Linked DNA regions of Homo sapiens: region 1 is linked to region 2. Evidence: chromatin loops called from intact Hi-C (ENCODE). Cell type or tissue: A673. All regions are shown on one strand.

Evidence for each region. Hi-C counts contacts between places; a loop is a spot of excess contacts. Peaks named below come from ENCODE experiments on the same cell type or tissue, not always from the same donor. Only the 100,000 strongest peaks of a DNase experiment are listed, where the experiment ranks them.
Region 1: a loop joins it to region 2, with 4 times the contacts of the local background. A loop is called at or near these places in 5 of 110 quality-filtered maps.

The regions. Positions count from the first base shown.
Region 1 is chr11:44,736,816-44,741,815 of GRCh38, reverse strand. The region is part of intron 1 of TSPAN18 (tetraspanin 18); the gene reads right to left. Among named protein-coding and RNA genes, the nearest start is that of TSPAN18-AS1, 2.6 kb to the right of the region's middle. In A673, no CTCF peak of the experiment used is centred here; no DNase peak of the experiment used is centred here.
Region 2 is chr11:44,682,119-44,687,118 of GRCh38, reverse strand. No RefSeq gene overlaps it. Among named protein-coding and RNA genes, the nearest start is that of LINC02704, 17 kb to the left of the region's middle. In A673, no CTCF peak of the experiment used is centred here; no DNase peak of the experiment used is centred here; H3K27me3 peaks cover 748 bases.

The sequences.
Region 1 (5,000 bases), 55 kb before region 2:
GTTTTTGCTGTCCCTTTTTTCTAGATGAGGAAACTAACGTTCAGAGGGAATAAATAACTTGCCAAAGGTCATGTGGCTGGTAGGGACCGACCCAGGATTTGAACCCAGATCCATGGGACTCCAAAACTAGAATTCACCTCTCTTGCTCACAGCACCCATTCAAATGCCAGGAGGACTCTACAGCTGCCTTCAGAACTTCCTTCTAGCAGCACGTTTCATGTTAATCCCGTATGTCTCACCAGCAGACACGCACGAACTCACACACACAACTTTAGCTACATTATCATCATCATTATTTTTTTTTCCAAAAATATTCTATCAGTAAGGTCATTTTTCTTTACACACACACACACACACACACACACACATACATGTCTGAGACAGGTTTGAATAGACCTTTGTGAGTGGCTAGACTACGAAGAAACAAAAATTGCCCATTATTTAAATTCGATTACATAGCAACCACATTTTTAAAAGAATATTTTTATTTGAGCTCATTGTGCAGCCAATCTTCAGACACTTTTCTTTCATTAAACTGCTTTGAGAAGGAAAAATTATCAAATGAAAGGGAGGAAATGTTATGCATATCATCCCAGCTCTTGAAAAGAATGCCACGGATTGTCCTCTTTGGCTCTTAATTTATTTAAACAACATCCCCATTTCCATCAACAACCACGCCTCGGCTTCCTGAGAGCTTTTCTCCAGGGGACACAAGGCTCCGAGGTCATGTTCCCCGTTCAAGACTCTCAGGGGAGACCCAGAGGCTCTGGAGTTAAAAGGAGAACAAGCAGCCCCACTCCCGTGATGCGGATGGGATATCAGAAATCCACAGGGATGGCAAAACCTCGTCTCTACTAAAAATACAAAAAAATTAGCTGGGTGTGGTGGTGCACGTTTATAGTCCCAGCTACTTGGGACAGGAGAATCGCTTGAACCTGGAAGGCAGAAGTTGCAGTGAGCCAAGATCTCAACCCTGCCCTCCAGCCTAGGTGACAGAGAGAGACTCCATCTCAAAACAGAAGTCCAGAGGGAACATGAGAGTTTGTTAGAACCAAACCAAGACTGGACTTAAAGATCAGGCTTTCCGGACTCGCAGTCCAGTGCTCCCTCCATCACTCCATTTGAGGAACAATGGAAGACAGAAATTCACAGGCTAGGATGGGGTTGTGGGGGCAGCTCCCCCAATTCTTTGCTAATTCTCTGCATTTCCAGGTGTCCCTGTCTTGCTGAGGGCCCACAGCCTCTGAGCTCGGCCACTACGTCCCCATCAGCTTCTAGGTGCAGAGTCCCCCAGGGAAATCTCCCACCTGTGGCCCAGTCCCAGCCCCTCAGCAGCACCAGGTGCCCCATGCCCCTGGCTGGCCCTGCCCTCTCACAGGACACACAGGTGGCAGCTGTTCCCCTTGGTTGTACAGCCTGCTTTCCCAGCAAGAAGGCTCTGGAAAGGAAAATAAAACAACAAAAAGCCCTTTGATCTGCCAACCGACACCCTTATCACACAATGGAGGAAGGTAGAGATGCCCTCTGTCCTGACCCACGGGTCTCCCGGTCACACATCCTCCCCAAAGGGTCCCAAGGGCTCTTTCCCAAACCCTACCTAGCCCAGGCCCCTGCACCCCACAAGATGAAAAGGAAAAGATGACATTTGCGGGGACAAAGCAGAGATAGGCAAGGGGCGGGCAGAGATCGGAGAGGGCCAGGCAACCATGACAAAGAGAATAAGCCACTGACCCGGTAGCCACCCTACCATAGGTGTCTCTGCAGATTGTCCATTTGGTGGGACATCAGGAAAGGGGCATGCATGAAACAAGCAGCTCATTCCACTAGTCGGGAATGACTGCATCACGGCTGGCCATGCAGTGGCACGCCAGGCACCCATCCCAAAAGGACATGCCTCTCCCATGTCCCATGGTCCACCCAGGAGAACCTCCATGGCTTCGGTGAATAGCTGTTCCCTCCGGTTCCTCCAACCTCAAGCACCAGCTTCAAACTCTTGGCCTGAAGGCAGGCTGGAAAAACCCATAGGAGCAGCCCAGGGCTGTCTCTGGGCCCAGAGACTGGTGTAAGATTGAGAGTGACCTTCCATTGAATATGCTTTTGTTTTATTTCCATATTCTCTTGCTATGTTACTCTTTATTTTTTCCTAAGTCTTTCACCAGGAAGACATGATTACTTTCTTTTCTTTTTGAGACGGAGTCTCGCCTGGCTCTGTGGCCCAGGCTGGAATGCATTGGCGTAATTTCAGCTCACTACAACCTCTGCCTCCCGGGTTCAAGTGATTCTCCTGCCTCAGCCTCCTGAGTAGCTGGGATTACAGGCACCCGCCACCACACTCGGCTAATTTTTTCTATTTTTAGTAGAGACAGGGTTTCACAGTGTTAACCAGCATGGTCTCGAGCTCCTAACCTCAAGTGATCTGCCCGCCTCAGCCTCCCAAAGTGCTGGGATTAACAGGCATGAGCCACCGCACCCAGCCAGACGTGATTATTTTCAAAGAGCAGTTAACTCCTGGAAAATCCAAAAAAAAGATACGGAGGGAGGGAAACCCTGGAATCAAGAAACTCCCCTCACTTCCTGGGATGTTTGACTACCTTCCCACCCTGTTGCAGCCTCCACCTCCCTCACAGCCTAGGTGCAGAAGTAAAGGTCCCCATCCCCTAGTAGTTTTGGCAGCTGCCACCAAACGAGGGATTCAAGGCTGGACGGGAGCAAAGGGCCAGGAGAGAAGTCACCAAGACCCCTGGATCCTGATTTCCTCCCAACCCTGCTGTTAAGAAACAAACCAGCTCCAAAAAGGGAAGACTGTGAGGATCTGCAGAGGAGAAGAGCCAGGAAACAGACCATCTGGCGGTGGAGTGCAGGCTCCAGGTTCGGACTACCTGGGTTTTACACTCCTATACTTGTTCAGCAGCTATGTGACCTTGGGCAAGTAACTTAACCTCTCTGTGCCCTGGTTTTCTCAACCATAAAATGGGGATAGAGTACTGAATTAGAAGATGTTACCGGCTAAATTGTGCTTCCTGCACACTCATATTTAAGCCCTAACCCCTAGCACTTTGGAATGTGAATGTTTTGGCAATTAAGTTATAATGAGGCCTTAAAGGGTCCTAATCCAATCTGACTGGTATTCTTAGAAGAGGAGCTCTGGACACATGGGAGACACCAGGGAAAGGCTGTGCGAGGACACGGTGAGAAAGTGGCCATCCGCAAGCCAAGGAGAGAGACGTCAGAAGAAACCAAACCTGCCAACACCATGGTCATGGACTTCCAGCCTCTAAAACTGGAGAAACAAATATTACATGAATTAATTTATGTAATCCTCACAACTCATAAGTTATGTGTTATATTTAGTCCCATTTTATGATGGGAAAATGAGGCACAGAGAGGTTGAGGAGCTTGTCCAAGGCTGCAGAGCAGGTACGTGATAAAGCTGGGGCTCCAGCCGGGGGGGCTCCAGCCAGGTGGGCTCCAGCGTTCCCACTGTAAAAAACTCTTCTATTGGTGGATGAGATCTGATTTGTGAGGGCCTGGCACCCTGCAAGTAATCAACACATATTAGCTGTGATCATCCACAAGCCAAAGAACACGGAGGATTACCAGTAACCACCAGAACAACCTAAAAAAGACTGGCTTGCAGAGGAGAAAATGGAGAGAAGGCAAGAGAATTTCTCAGGCACCTTCTGAGACCCTACCAGGTGCCTTGGATACAAGGAAGAACAGACAGGCACTGCCCCTGCCTTCCTGGGCTTACACCAAAGTGGAGGAAATAAATGTTAAAAAAAAAAATTACACAGAGAAGTCAACAGTCATCCAAGAGTGACAAAACACCACTAAGGAGAGGACTGTGGAGCCATCTGAGCCTACAGATGGGAAATTTGGCCCATTAGGAAGTCAAGGAGGACTTCCTGGAGGAGGTAATGCAGGGGCTGGGATCCAAAGGATGAGGAGGAGTCAGGTAACTAAAGAGGGAGGAAAAAGCAGTCCAGGGGAGGAAGATCACAAAGATTCATTCATGAAGGTAGGGGCGAGAGAAGAAAACAAGCGGCAGATGGGCTGCAGAAGAGGTAGTGAGGCTTGCGTGGGGAGGGGGCAGAGGTCACATGAAAGCCTTTTGAACACAACAGAGAATCCATCGAAGGGTTTTAAGCAAGGCGGCTAACATGACCACATTACACAACAGATGTTTTCCTAACTAAGTGTGTAAGCTGAACTTCTGTATTTCTTTTTAAGGCAGAAGGAAGCAGTGGGAACTTTAGAGTTAACTTGCCTATAAATTGAATGCAGACTTTCAAATCCAGCTGGCATTTTCATAGATCGGGCTCCCTAAAATGAGGTACGCCTATTGATTTATCACACTGGAGAAGGGTGGGCCTCTCTGGTGTGCTGGAGACGTCAGGGAGTGCCTCTGGTGGCTGCGTCATGGGAGAAACCCCACATTCTGAAAGTGATCTTCCCACTCAGCCACCACGACCTGCTTCCTGCGGTGACCACAATCTTCCCAGACCCCCTTCTCAGCTTCTCCTCATCCTCCAACCCAGCTTGTCCTTTGGGTCCATGAGGTGGCCTTTCTGTCCTGGATGCCCTGAGCATTTTCATGGCATTCTACGGCTCCCTTTGGGCTTTGGTGCTATGGCCTCCCCATGCCCCCACATAAGAGGGGCTTAGGGGCAGAGGCCTTGGTACATAGCAAGGAGGGATGGAATCCCAAAGAAGCTATAGCTAAGAATCTACCCATTCAATCATCCATTTCCTCATTCATTCAGCATGTGAGCATCTGTTCAACCCCAGGCACTGAGCTCCACGCTGCAGGCTCCATGGAAAACCAAACAGAAACATCTCCGCCCTCACTCTATGGAGGAAAACAGATGACAAATAAAATATTTAAAGTAATCCTAACATTCACTGAATACTTTTCATGTACCACATTCCATCCCAAGAGATACATTTATGCATTTTAATCAAACCCTGTGAGTTAAAATGGAGTCAGAGAGAATTTAAGT
Region 2 (5,000 bases):
ATTCCTCCCAGCACAGCTGTTAAAGTCCAATGTAAAGGACTTAGGGTCTGGCTCACAATAAAGCCTGATTGTTTTTAAAAATTATTATTTGGACAGACTCAGGGTCCCCAGCACATTGGAGGGAAGGGAACCAAACTGTCTTTCTTGCTTGGATGAGGGAAGAAGACACAAGAGAGGTTGTGGTCAGACCCAGTGAACAGACCCCAGCAATGCCAGGCAGCATGGGCAGGGAGCAGCAGGGGAGCTGGCACCTCAGCCACCACCTTTCTGCCCACTCTCTCCCCTCCAAAGTCCTGATTTTCAAGTTGATACCATACATGTGGGGTCGTCTGAGTTGCCCAATACCTCCTCCAGCCAACTGGACTCTCCTGGGTGTCCGGAGATCATCCCTCTCATTCCCCACCCATCTCATCTGAGTCCTGGCCTGGTGTATGATCAATGCTCAATGAGGGGAGTTGCACACTTGTGCACTGTGTTTCTGTTTACAGACATATCCACGCCCATCATCAACTTTCAATCCTACAGAATGGGTCTTACCAACGCATCTCACTGTTTCAAATGGACCACAGCTGGTGGAATCTAAGAATACCCCCATCACACCTTGGGTGGTGAAGATTCTTCTAAAATTCTAGGTGAAGGCTATTAGGTGTTTGGTTTGGGGGATCTTTTTTGTGTGTACTCCTTACTGCTTTCAGACCATGTGCTGTGCGCTTTACTGCTGTCATTGCATTCAATCCTGATAACGGCTTTGTAAGGTAAGTGTTGCTATTGCCCCCATTTTGCAGGTGTAGAAGGTGAGAGTCCCCATGTAGTTACTCGCTCAGGGTCACACAGCCACGGGAATAGAGCTATGACTAGAGACCAGGTCTTTCTACCCCCAGACCCCACACTCTCAGCCACCATACTCCTCTGCCCACCATTTTCTTCCCCAGTTCTGCAAACCTCTTTCTACGAGGTATCAGTATTGCTCATCCTGGTGGCCTCCTTCCACCTCATCCCCTGTACCCAGGACAAAGTAAGGCAGAAGGGGCAAACATAGGAGGTGATGTAACATGATTGGGGCGGCGCAACTGATAAGTAACAGATCCAGGATTAGAACTGAGGCTGTCGGATCCCAGAGCCTGTGCTCCTAACCAGCACACGCTGTCGCCTCCAATCATATGTAATTAAATTAGCATTTAATGATCTAGAATTACATTTTATGACAGAATATGTACAGTTGATGAAGTTCTGTGTTCATGGTTCTCACACACTGCATTATGATGAAAGGTTCATTCATTATCGTTAAGGGGCCGACAAAACCACATATGTCCAGTGCTTGGGGGACACAGTCCCTGCAGCGTAGGGTGTCACCAAGTGGTTATTGAACTCCTATAGAGCAAGGACTGGGTCTCAGTCGCCTTTTCAGCGGCAGCACCTAACACAGTGCCTGGCACAGTGCTGGTACTTAGAGTAATAAATGAATGGAGGAGTTGGCCCTCCAACCACATTTTCTGATTTCCAGTGCTCTTTCCTTTACATCACAACCTCAAAGCTTTTGAGTTTGGGGAGCACTGATTGGTACCAGGGCACATCTCAGGAGAGGTATGAACTGCCAAGGGGTGGACTGTAGACCGCAAGTTGGCCAAGCATGTGGGCTCTGAACTCAGCTTGCCTGGGTTCAAATTCTGACTCCACTACGTATTACTTAAGGGACTTCAGGCAAGTTACTCAGCCTCCCCCTTCAGCATGAGGAGTGGCCACAGTCCAGGTTTAGGGATAGGAAGTCGCCTCCACCTGGGCAGAAGCAGCTCCATCTCAGACTCCACTGACCGACAAGGCAGACGGGGCACCAGCAGACGGGGCACCTGCAGTCAGCACCTGAATGCCTCTCCTCCCTCAGACTCCCCTTGCGGCCAGCTTTGTACTCCTGCCTGGCCAAACACATAAAGCCTTGTTAATAATGAATAGGCCCCTGTCTGCCTTACTTAACACTGAAGCTCCAGGCAGATGCACAGCCCTTTATAAATGATCCAGTCCAGCTGATTAGGCCCCGTGGGGCGCATTCCTGCAGCCAGCCTCTTGTTCCCCGTAATGGAATCATAATGTTAATGTGATTTCAATTAGGGCTATGTTACAGAACACAGGTGCTGGAGTGAGCCTGCAGGCGGGGAGGCCTCCTCAGGGACTCATTTTCCTGGGAAAGGTACGCGTCTTTCCAAGGCCTCAGGAAAAAGCAAGTCACCCCGGCTGAAGGGAAGACATGAAAGCAGGGACGAGAGGTATCAGAGCCCACACTCCCGGCTCTTCAGGGGCCCCAGACTTGTTTCTTATTCAACTTGAGTAGCAGGCCCCTTTTACAGAGTGTCTTGGGGGCCCCTGAGATCCACAGGTCCCAATTTGAGAAACAACGGCCCAAGAACCAAAATCTTATCCCAGGAAAATGTCTTTCTGTTGCGAATTATCACTGCAACAGAGATGAATAAATGATAGATGGCTTTTTTATTTTTCTTAATAAAAATAGCTCACATGTATGGAGGCTTCACTATGTCCCAGACACAACTTTTAGTACATTATGTGTATGTACAACTCATTCCTCGGATTTCATTATGAAAATGAAAGCACACAAATATTTTTTGGACAATTTTCTTTTTCTTTTTCTTTTTCTTTTCTTTTTTTTTTTTTTTTTTTGTTGAGACAGAGTCTTGTTCTGTTGCCCAGGCTGGAGTGCAGTGGCACAATCTTGGCTCACTGCAAACTCCGCCTCCCAGGTTCAAGTGATTCTCGTGCCTCAGCCTCCCGAGTAGCTGGGATTACAGGTGTGCACCACTATGCCTGGCTAATTTTTTTGTATTTTTAGTGGGGATGGGTTTTCACCATGTTGGTCAGGCTGGTCTCGAACTGCTGGCCTCAAGTGATTTGCCTGCCTTGGCCTCCCAAAGTGCTGGGATTACAGGCATGAGTCACTGTGCCCGGCCATTTTTTGGACACTTTTCATAGAATGCAAGGACCCCCTAAGGACACATTTCCAGATTGCAGTCTGAGAAACCCCAGCCTGGGGTAGCTGGGCCAGATGGGACCTTCAGGGAGCCCTGGGCCAGTTCTCATCCTACAGGTGAGGAAGCCAAGAGCCAGAGAGGGGAAGGGACTTGCCCAAGGCCTCCTTGCAAGTCAGTGGCCAATAGAACATCCAACCCAGATGCCCTGCCCCCCAGGGCCCAAGCCCTTTTTCCTTCCACCATGCTCATGATGAAGAAAGTATGGGGAGAAAATAAAAATTATCCCAAATCCCGCTACCCAGAAATCTCCATTGCTGACATCCTAGAATATCCTTCCAGCCTTTTACTCCAGACATATACAACTGGCCCTCCATATCTGCAGTTTCTGCATGTGCAGATGCAACCAACTGAGGGTCATAAATATTCAAAAAACTAAAACCAAAAAATGCAACAATAAAAATAATACAAGTTAAAAATATACTACAGCAACTATTTATGTAGCATTTACATTGTATTAAGTATTATAAGTAATCTAGAGATGATTTGAAGTATATGGGAGGATGTGCATAAGTTATATGCAAATATGACTCCATTTTATATAAGGGACTTGAGTATCTGTGGATTTTGGTATCCACAGGGGATCCTGGAACCAATCCTGTAGGGATACTGAAAGATGACTGTATGCACTTTACAGCACAAAATCGGATAATAGTGACTAGGCTATTTAGTAATCTGTTATTTTTCCCCATCTAAAGATAGCATGTCAACTGGGCAGCACTGGGTCATTTATTTCTGATACCCATGTCATTCTAATGACACCCATGGGCTCAAGGTGGCCTTTTTTGAAGGTCTCATGTTGCCCAGGTTCTCCCATGACTCCTTTATTGCAAACACTAAAAGTGATTTGCATTTCTCTGATCAGGTCTTCAATTCATGCCTCCATGCCCTTTTACTTGCTGGTTTCTACCAGCAAAGCCCTTCTCTGCTTAGCAAAATCACACTCAGCTCACATATTACTTCTGCAGTGAAGCCTTCCCTGGCTACTCTAGCATCATCCTCTCCTCTCCCCGTGCCCTTATCTTCTTGCAATGCTTCTACAGGATGTTTTATCTGGTCCTGTTTGAGCATCTGTCACTTTGTATTTCTACTGTACAGGGTGTCCATAAAATCTGGAAACAGGCAAACATACAGAATATTGTCAAAGACATCTTTCATATGTAACATATACATACATTGTTATGACTTTCTAGGCTTCTGGACTTCATGGATACCCTGTATTTTCACTGGTCAGTCCCCTTCATTCCATGGTGAGTGCTGGAAGTCAGAGAAACACTATCTTCTTCATATTTGTATCTCTAAGGGAGTATTTAGGTGATTATTGATCACAGTTTCCTCATCTGTGACATGGGACCCTTTGGATAGTGGTAGGTGAGATGAGATAATGCAAGAAAGCAATTAGCACAGTGACTGATGCAAAGTAAGCTTTCCATAAATAGTGGCTATAACTGTTTGTAGTATAATTGCTATTGTTATTAAGCCTGTGGCTTTTTGAACAAGGGATGTGCAGAGTGAGGGAGGGATGACTAAATGAACAGATGATGGATGAATGGATAATGAGTGAAAGGATGAGAATATGGATGGGTGATAAAGGGAGAAGGATGGATGATTAATAGAGGCTGGATGGATAGTCTTAGAATGGATAAATGGAAGGATGGAAGGATGGGTGGATGGGTGGATGTATGGATGGATAAATGGATAGATGGATAGATGATGGATGAATGGGTGGATGGATGGATGATGGATAGATAGGTGGGTAGGTGAATGGGTACATAATGGATAGTTGGATGTGTGAGTGATGGATTGATGAATGAAGGGTCCATCTTTTCCTTTCATAAGTAAGGATAGAAGAAAGGAGGCAAGAGGTTGACAGGAAGACCAAAGGTCTTGGTGGCTAGAGACAAGAGTCAAAGGCTACTTGTTATCCCAGCCTTCTACCATAGCCCAGATCTCAACTAGGTCTCA